Regions from separate parts of the Homo sapiens genome. Here region 1 is linked to region 2. The links are chromatin contacts, found by Hi-C or POLR2A ChIA-PET in ENCODE. All regions are on one chromosome and are shown on one strand. The core of a region is the stretch at or near the end of the contact, and the rest is flanking DNA. Distances in the headings are between cores, read along the strand shown.

Region 1 (4,791 bases), core at 720-3,219, 130 kb after region 2:
CTCTAGGTTCACTTGAGGTATCATTTCTGAAGAATAAAAGTGGCAGTTTTAATATGCAGGCAATTTTTTAAAACAATGAAATAGAGATGTGATTATTGCCAGGGCAAGGCTGTTTAGTTGCCACAGGGAAACATTATACCAATTGGCCTATAGCTTGAAATTACAGCATTCTCTATATTCGTCCAGCTTTAGGGAAATGCAGACCACAAGGGTCCTGCCTACCGTTCTGCTTGCTGGTGGTTCAGGTTTTGTGAACTTATACAAGGGCTTGGTATTTGAATGCTATCTTAATGAGAATAAGCTTTTTTGTTGTGTACATTGGCAACTTGATGGCTAAGGTCATTCTCCATCCATTTGTCTAGCTACCCACACACCTATACATCCATCTACCCATCTGTCCACCCACTCACCCATCTATTCACCTATCCATCCACCCAGCTATTTATCTATCATCCATCCATCCACCCACCTACCCACTTATTCACCAATCCACCTATTAATCTATCCATCTACCCATCCATTCAGCTATTCATCTACCTATCAGTCCATCTATCTATTCAACCTTTCACATATCCACCCACTTACCTCCCCTCTCATCCATCAATATAGCCTTGTATCCATCCACGTAACCACTCATCCTTAAACAAAAATCAGTTGGCAAAACTGTAAGCATTGGTAATAAAGAGACATATAAGTCGCAGTTCTGTCCTTAAAGAGCTTAGGATCTAGTACGGGAGTATATGTAAACCAAAAATTACACAACAGTGTGCTCAGTGCACCTACAGAGAACTGTGCCGTGTTGCTGTGGGAACTCTAAAGAAAGAATGGTTTACTGTGTCTGAAGGATTCAAAGAAGGAGGCACACATGTGAACCTAAATGTCATATGTGGTAAAAGAGGAAGTAACCAGCCAGGGGTGAGGAACACAACAGCAGGAAATTAAGTAGCTGATGAATATTCAGACTTGAAGTTCCTCCTAAAGTGCCCATTTGTTGTTTGGTAGAAATATGGATATGTAGGAGGGGGCCTCTACCAGGGTGCAGAACATATGGTGGTATTATTAGGGCACCAGGCAGGAGCTGAAGTAGGGGCTCAGAAAGCCAATCACAAGAACCAGGATTCAGGGTGGGCCTGTGGTTTTGAATGGAAGAAAGGAGAAAAGAGTAAACAAATGGGCTGGGCACAATGGCTCACGCCTGTAATCCCAGCACTTTGGGAGGCTGAGGTGGGTGGATCACGAGGTCAGGAGTTGGAGACCAGCCTGGCCAACATGGTGAAACTCTGTCTTTACTAAAAATACAAACATTAGCCAGGCAAGTGCCTGTAATCCTAGCTACTGGGGAGGCTGAGGCAGGAGAGTCACTTGAACTCGGGAGGCGGAGGTTGCAGTGAGCCAAGATCGTACCACTGCACTCCAGCCTGGGCGACAGTGCCAGACTCCATCTCAAAAAAAAAAAAAAATAATAATAAACAAATGGATGCATGAACAAGTGCATAATAGGTAGATAAATACACCTTAGGAGACAGATCAAAATGCAGACTTGAATTTAATTGGCACAGACACTTAATTATGCATCTTGACATCTTTGACCAAAAACAAAATGCCAAGAACAAAAGCAGCTTCACGACCAAGCACATGCTGGAATCCGGCCTTCTGTCTGCCTTACTCCCGCTGCTGGTGAAGCTGCAGGAATCCTGACAGGAGCAGGCTGCCTTTCAGCTCCAAGTTCCTGGCACTAAGTTCTGCGCAGGGGCCTGGGCGAGGTCTTTATGACTTTCCAGAGGCTTCCAGGTCTCTATTGAAATGCAACAGCTGTTACTAGGGGCAACTCTACTTCCCAAACAAGAACATAGACTTTGTGGAGCTTTCCCAGGTGCTGTGAACCCAGCATTGCCAAACAATGCCTGGGACCCACAGCGTCTCCTTCCCCCATGGAGTTTAAATAGATTGGAAGCAAATGCTTGTTGACAACAGGTGTGGCTCAATGTGAGCAAACGTTCCATTCCGTTATTGCAGGGTTGGCACCGAGGGACATTTCCTGTGAAAGAAACAGGCTTCCAGGAGCATGGGCAATCCATACTCATAGCCAGACCTGCTCAGCTCCTCCCCTTCAGGGCCAAAGACCGCAAAGCTCCGTGAACAGGTGCTCCTAATAAATGCAGAGTTTTCCATAGCCCAAGCAAGGCTAGCAGGGAGGGGAGGGGTCCCTGGCCACAAAGCTCCAACCAGCCAACTGATCAGGCTTTCTGCGATGATGGAAGTGGCTGCATCATCATTAACTCAGCTAGATTAACCTGTTCAGCAGAAGCTTGCAGAGCTGCGTGAGCCTGCCTTCCACTCAGCTTGAATTAAAGAGATTGGGCTGCAAGGACACAGAGAGGTGAGCCCCAGGAGGTGGGGTCCCAGTCCTGAGATTAGTGACAGCAGCCCTGAGGATGTAGAGAAAAACTTCTTACTCCTTTGAAAAATGTGTGCAGTGATTCTTTTCCTCCCTGAGCTGTCTTGGAGCCAAAGTAAGTTCTTCACGGAACTAAATGGAGTTGCTTGTTCAATGAGATTCTAATTTCAGTGAGAGGACTTCTCGGCTACATATGTATTGCTTTGGGAAGTCCTCCCTTCCGAGGCAAGGGCTTCTCCACACCTAGGATTTGATGTAGAATTACTAGGGCAGTATGTAAGGACAGAGAAAGAACAGAGGCAGCGGCAGGCTTCTGACAAGGGAATACTGGTAATCAGGCTCTCTGCATAATTTTTGGAGATTTGGAGATGGAGTTAGTGGAGGGAAAGAAAGAAACGGATATAATTAGAAAAAGAAAAAAATACTAATGTCTTCACAATACTTAATGTTAGAAATTCAATTTGTTTTTTTCTTCTACCTCCGCAGGCTCTACATGTTCCTGGAGGTGTGTGTGGCTGGGCAATTATCCTTTTTCACTCTTGCCCAGTGCTTGTTTTGAATGCAAATGTATTAGTTCAGATGGGCCAAGTTGCAGTAAAAGAAATCCACCCCCAAATTTCGGTGGTTTAACAGAACAGATGTTCTTATCCTGCTTACCCAACAGCTCTAGTGGGTGTTTCTTCTATGAAGCTGCTCAGAAACTCAGGCTGATGGGTGACCCTGCCATTTTCAACATCTGGTCTTCAAAGTGACCTTAGACGTTGACATCCCTGTCGGCCAGAATGCAGAAGTATCACGGCGCAGCATGTGGGAGAGGTTCTTATGGACTGTGCCTGGAAGTGGCAGACATTGTCCCCATCACTTGGTCAAATGACCACACCTACCAGCAAGGGCAATGAGGAAATGTGGTCCAGCTGTGTGTGTACAGGAAGAAGGGACAGCGAATGCTCTCCCCCACACCCTGCTTTCAGGGTTTATCCTTGTCATTTATTGAGGGCCTGCTATGTGCCCTACATTGTCCTAGGAGCTGAGGATACAGCTGTCCACAGAATACCCACGGTCCTTGCCCACACATGGTTAGAACCTAGTGAGGGAAGAAGAAGAATTAATACCTCTTTATAAAATTAATTAATTACACTTTGGATAAGGGTCATAGGGGAAAACTTCAGGGCACCATGAGAGCTGGTAACTCTCTCTATGGTGAGGTGAAGGGGAAGTAGAGGAGGTTTCTGGGAAACAGTGACATTCAAACTGGCAAAAAGAAAGCAAAACAGACTTAACCAGGCAGATGCACAGCAGGGTGGCATTTTAGGAAGTGGGACCAGCAGCTGAAAAGTCCTTAGGCAGAAAATAATTTCAAACATTTTAGACCCTTCCTCCAAAGGGCAGCGAGGCTGATGCACATTGAAGAGGCCAGAGAGCGCCTTGAAATGAGACAGAAGAGCTGCTCCGGGCTGAGATGGAAGTCATCTTCCTGGACTCAGACAGTTAGGGCTACTCCTTAGCAGTAGTGGGGGCCCGCTCATGGGTGTAAGAAAGAATGTAGCATGATCAGCTGTGCTTGTCAAAAATCTGCTCTGCCTGATGAAGTCTGAAGGAGGGAGGGTACTGCAGTCTTTCAGGGGAGAGACGGGGGCTTGCGTTCGGGGCTGGCAGTTGAAACGGAGAGACATAAGATAGATTGTTGAAATAGGAAGGGGAAGACATGAGACTCTCTTATGTCTAAATGTCTAACATGGGTTGGAAAGGCTGCCCACCAGTCCCAGGTATGCAGGCTTGGCACTTGGCTCATTTGAAAGAGAGACAACTAAGCCATAACTGGTTTATCCTTTTCCTCTGCAGTTTTATGGCCTTCTTGACTTCAGGCCTATTTAATAAAATGCAGCTCTTTAAAATGGATGTTCAGTGGAGCTCAAATTCACCCTCAATGTGCACTTCTGCGGACTTTGATTAGTATGCATAATAGAGCAGCACACCTGATGTCCGCAGCAGGCAGTTCTAATGCCGGTGGAGAGAGGTACAAGATAAATCACTCCAAGTAAATGACTAATTAATCATGCACTTGATTTTAATAACATATACCATCTGGCTCAAGATTTGTCTGTCTACAATCTTGTATTCCATTCTAGAGATTTGATAATCAGTAAAACCACCCATGGATTCCTAATTGAGGACAATTTCTTTCCTTTCTTTTAGAAAACTTAGGAATCAAAGTGTATTCCAGTAACTGCATGGAAGGGGCTGGAGGGAGAAGGTTATTGTTATATATAAAGTCGCGGTACCGCAAAAGAAATAGCAGTCGAATATAAAATTTTATTTTTAATTCTCAGCAAGGCAAGTTACTTCTATATAGAAGGGTGCACCCTTACAGATGGAACTATGGTGAGCCCACA
Region 2 (4,614 bases), core at 474-2,973:
GCTCTCCTCCCACATCCCCCTACCTCTCTAGCCTTGGTTTCCAGAAAACTGTATCTGTGCTCAGCCTGCTCCCTCCTGCCCTTGGTGATCATGAAACCTGCCAAAGAAGCATTCTCTCTGAGGCTGAGCCACTGGAGAAGTTGCACATCCAGGATTGATTTTGCATAGTGTAGAAATCAATCCGGTGAACCTGGCAGCATAGGTATCCTCTAAGTTTGGTTGTAAGCCCAGTGGGGCAGGGCAGTAAACAGTTTAAATTGGAAAGTTAAAACAATAAACAGGAGAGACAGGTGAAGTTGGGGTTTGAAATTTGCTGGGCTAGAATGGGTTTTCTCTTTCTGTGTTAATCTTATCTGGCAGCTAATCTTTACCTGTCATGTGGTTTTTGGGGGAGAAAACGGTACCCTCTTTAGACTGCTTCCTTTTCTGGGAGGAGAACCCTGAGAAAGACTATCAGTTTGAAGTTGTCCCTCCTGGGATAGAAATTTATCTAATTTTAGTGGGTGGCAAGACTATGAACAACCATCATTATCTGTGCTCCAATAATTATTAATTTAATGACATTTTAACAAATAAGAAATAACTTTTATTGAGCACTGTCTACATATCAGGCACCCAGCTAAGTACTTTCACATGTGATGTCTAATTAAAGCTTCTGAATATGATTAACTTCATTTTATAGCTGAGGAGTCTACAGCCTATAGGGCACACACACATATACCATCTTCATTGATCTTCACCCAACCATCAGAAGCCTGGGAAAGACATTTTGCAGTTAAGAAAAGTGAATCTCAGGGACTTGTCTTCTTCAGCAAACAATTGGCAGAACCACGGTTTGAATCCAGGTCTTCTGACTCCATATTACTTTGATTTTATTGGGAGAGTATATGGGTGGCGTATCTTCTTAAATTCCTCTGGCCAGGTCCTGAGAAAAGCATTTACTGTGCATTGTCTCAACACTTGTAATAACCCTATTAGGGAGGTGGTGTTTTTCCACTTTACAGTGAGGAGACTGAGGCTTAGAGAGGGTAGGTACGCCATTGGAACAAAGCCACTCAGGCAGTTGTAGGAAGTACAGCTGGGGCTTATACCTTCCCATTCTACCCTCCAGGTTTTCCCTGCTATAAGCATTTCTTACAGCAGTGCCTTCAATAGGAGAAACAATGACAAGTGATTTTTCCAGTGGGACAGCAAGAAGGTGATTGTGGTCTTGGACCTTGGGATTTAGGACGGGCTATTGACATTAACAGTTGGATAGGCTGCTAGGTCAGTCCAGGGAAAAGCAGGAGGGAAGATAAGACATGACTGAGAATTCAGGAAGGGCCAGCGCCATCCAATCAGAACAAGTTGGAGCTTTTCGTCTTCTTTAAGCCTACTAGTTTCACTTCTCATTTTGAAAGAAACAACTTGCTCGGCCAACCTATTGTTGCTGCCTTTCTCTGCCTACCACAGCTATGAAAGCAAAGTTATTGGAACATGTGAACGTCACTAGCATCCGAGGCAAGATTTAGGTTCTGAAAAGAGGTCATCAGATTGTAGAGTTGGATCTCCATTTCCCTGGAGAGTCTTGTGCTTCAGAAAATCATTATTGGTTTGTCATCCTAGCCTGTCATGGTGGAACCCCTGGGCTCTGAAAGATTACAGGAAAATAGCTGGTCCTTGGCAGTTCTCAGAAGGTTCTGTTTCTCACCTGGGCCAGGATTGTGCCTGTGGTTTTTGTTCATGACAAGATGAGAAGAGCTTGGTTAAATAAGGAACGACCTCTCGTTATATATCTTCTATCCTGATTGATTGCATCAGAAAAGCCATTCATCTGGTTTGAAGATAGACAGGTGGTTGCTGTCACTGCACCAGCAGCTTTTGAAGTTTGCTCAGTGATATGATTACAGCCCATACTTAAGCTTCTGCTCCAGGAAGTGAGATTGACCTTTGATCCTACTCCTCATTTAAAAATTACAGATCTTGGAAAATGAACCAATCTAGAAAGATATTGGAAGCTGCTGCTGCTGCTGCTGCTGCTGCTGCTGAGGTTGGCTGTCAAACCAACTTAACTGGCCTGCATTACCTAGAATTGTTTTTTTTTTTTTTTTTCTGGTTAAAACCAATGACCTTTAAAGCCTTTTTATTTTTCCTCTGACAATCTCTAGTGGACCTATGGTCTTTTGTGAGTTCTGATGGGAATCCCAGAATCTTTCTGTAACTGTGGGTTCCAATGAGAGAGGCACATTTAACAAAGACCAGAAGAAAATCAAAACTGTTGCTCAAACTGACAGTGTATGTTCTTCATCCCACTCCTTCATTAGCTCATTCATTCATTGATTCGTTCATTCATGTGCTGGCTCTTTGTAGAAGTTGGGGGTAAACAGGCGACCAAAAGGTAGTCCGTGACCCCAGGATGTTGTAATTCAGAAGGGTAAACAGACAAGGCAGTCAACATTGTCCATTCAGTGTGAATGAGCTTGGGAGTACAACCACTTTGGAAACCCATTTTGTTAATTTACCTTTGATAGATACTTATTGAACGGTTTTTCCAAGTGTCTGTGAAGAAGACATGGTGGTGGTAGGGGGTGGGTGGATGGTTTCTGAGGACCTGATAATGTTTCTCCTTGATTTTAGTGCCAGTTACGTGGCAACTCATGGAAAACATTGAGCTGAATACTTGGGCTTTTGCACCTTTTTGTAGTGCCTTAGTGTATTTTACACAAAAAAATAAATAAAAGTATGCTCAGCCTCAGGTGTGTTGGAAATACAGAGGAGAGACCAGCCCAACTTTGGAGGAGAACAGAGAGAGGGACCCAGGAAGGCCTTCTGGGGAATATATTTGACTTGGGCCCTGAAGGAGCAACAGAAATTAGGCACTGAGTAAAATGGGACTGGATGTACCTGCACAAAGCCAGCAGCAGAAGAAAAGACATGGAGTGGAGGGAGCTGGCAGTTCATGCTTGGGGGAAGCTGAGAGTTGCTTGTGGGGCTGGAGGCCAAGGTGCAGGGCTGCAGGGGTAGGAGGGAGCAGCCAGGGAGGGGGTGGATTGGTTAAGAAACACGATGTGCATGTCATGTTGAGAAACTTGGATTTCACCCTGGAGGCGCAGGAACTAGGGGGGATTTTTCAGCAGCAGTGACAGACGCTCTTAAATCTGGGTTTTCCAATGATCAGCATGCTTGTGCCTGCACCGGGGCGCAGGATGGGAGACAGATGCCTTTTGCAGTAGTTCCGGAGAAGAAGACTGAAGACCACATTCAAGGCCCTGAGAGAGAAGAGAAGGGGACAGATACCACAGAGATCATGAGATATAGCACAACAGATAAGACTTGCTAATTAACTGTACGGGGTTACAGGGAGGGACAGGGAGAAATCAGGTTTCTTCCAGCCCAGCTTCTGGTTGGAATCACTCAGGCAGAGACACATGGGCCTGAGAGAGGATTCCCCTTATGACATAAAGCCGCAAAAATTCTCATTAGTCATTGCAAAAACATCTATTTCCGGCCTACACTGCACCAGCCAGTGGGGGAGGTCCTGAGAGATAGAGAAAGGATGAATTCTTGCCCTTAGAGAGTCACCTAGAGATTCTGGGGAGACAGCAGGTCCGAGTCTCTCTGCCTGAAACCTCTGGACAGTGTCTTTGGCTGACACTTACATGGTGGTCTTGGTTTCTTATTCAAGGTCGGTTTCCCAACTCTCATAGCATCAGCTTTAGGGCATCCCCAAATCTCTTGCAGAAGAGATGGTTCTTTCCCCTTGAGTTGTTTTGAGCCAAGCATATAACATTGTGTGAATGTTTGAAAACTTCTCTTGGTTCTCAGAATGCAATTCTGACAGTGCTGAAGGCTGCCAATTAAATGAAGATTTAGATAAAGGCTGTGTGGGAGGTGGAATGCAATATTCTTAAACCTAATAATGGCTTCCTTCTGTCTTTTTGAAGCTCTCAAATAATCCTGATTGACTGACTCTCTGCTTTGGGCATTCCCATTTTCTGGACAATTTAATACCATTTAAAATGTTTGACAACTTTTATTTGGGGGCAGACATCCTTAGGGGATGGGGCCGTGGGCAAAGATACAAATGCTGTACCATCAAAGGAACCATGGATTTAAATAAGGATTTTTTTTTTTTTCATATTCAGAAGAGGTGGGTACAGAAAGGATGAGGGCAGCTTCTCAGGTTATAGTATTAACCACGTGAAGCAGCTAACAAAGGTATGTGCCTGGCCTTGTGCTAAAGGCTTTCCTCGTATCAGTTCTTTCATCCCTCCCAACACTACTGAGGTAGATGGAGTGACTAGATCCATTATACAGGCAAAGTAGCTGAGGCCCACAGCCATAGCAAATAAACTGTGGAGCTGGTGGTCCCAGATTTCATGCTTTTAGTCATTCTCTTGGCTCTGGGGTACAGGTAAGCTTCCAGAACTGGAGGATGGAGTCCAAAAGAAACTCAAGATAATTTCCCTGCCTTTCCCATTGTATCAGGGGATTCATCTGTTCATACATTCATTCATTTTCCCAACACATTTACTGAATGCCCGCAAGCACCAGGAAAATAGCAATGGGCACAACCAGGTTCCTATCTTCATGGAGCTATTGCTTTATTGGCAGAGGCAAACAGTAAAGAAAATT

What was found. A loop is a pair of places that touch in the nucleus more often than their neighbours do. ChIA-PET counts read pairs that join two places held with the same protein, here RNA polymerase II (POLR2A). Pooled maps may share reads with other maps.
Region 1: a loop to region 2 is called in a map with no recorded cell type, with 6 times the contacts of the local background. The contact joins two enhancer-like sites. A Hi-C loop is called at or near these places in 3 of 37 single-sample maps with no recorded cell type and 5 of 50 pooled maps. POLR2A ChIA-PET finds 5 or more read pairs at or near these places in 1 of 52 experiments (GM10248).

The regions. Positions count from the first base shown.
Region 1 is chr16:82,781,107-82,785,897 of GRCh38, forward strand. The region is part of intron 1 of CDH13 (cadherin 13); the gene reads left to right. The region is part of intron 1 of LOC101928446 (a long non-coding RNA gene); the gene reads left to right. Among named protein-coding and RNA genes, the nearest start is that of MIR8058, 95 kb to the left of the region's middle. Within about 2 kb of position 1,970, at least 8 of the 41 ENCODE cell types and tissues checked have a DNase peak (open chromatin) inside an H3K27ac peak, as active enhancers do.
Region 2 is chr16:82,650,633-82,655,246 of GRCh38, forward strand. The region is part of intron 1 of CDH13 (cadherin 13); the gene reads left to right. Among named protein-coding and RNA genes, the nearest start is that of CDH13, 26 kb to the left of the region's middle. RefSeq lists enhancers at 2,848-4,047, 2,968-3,467, 3,289-3,498, 3,549-3,598, 3,839-3,888. Within about 2 kb of position 1,724, at least 8 of the 41 ENCODE cell types and tissues checked have a DNase peak (open chromatin) inside an H3K27ac peak, as active enhancers do.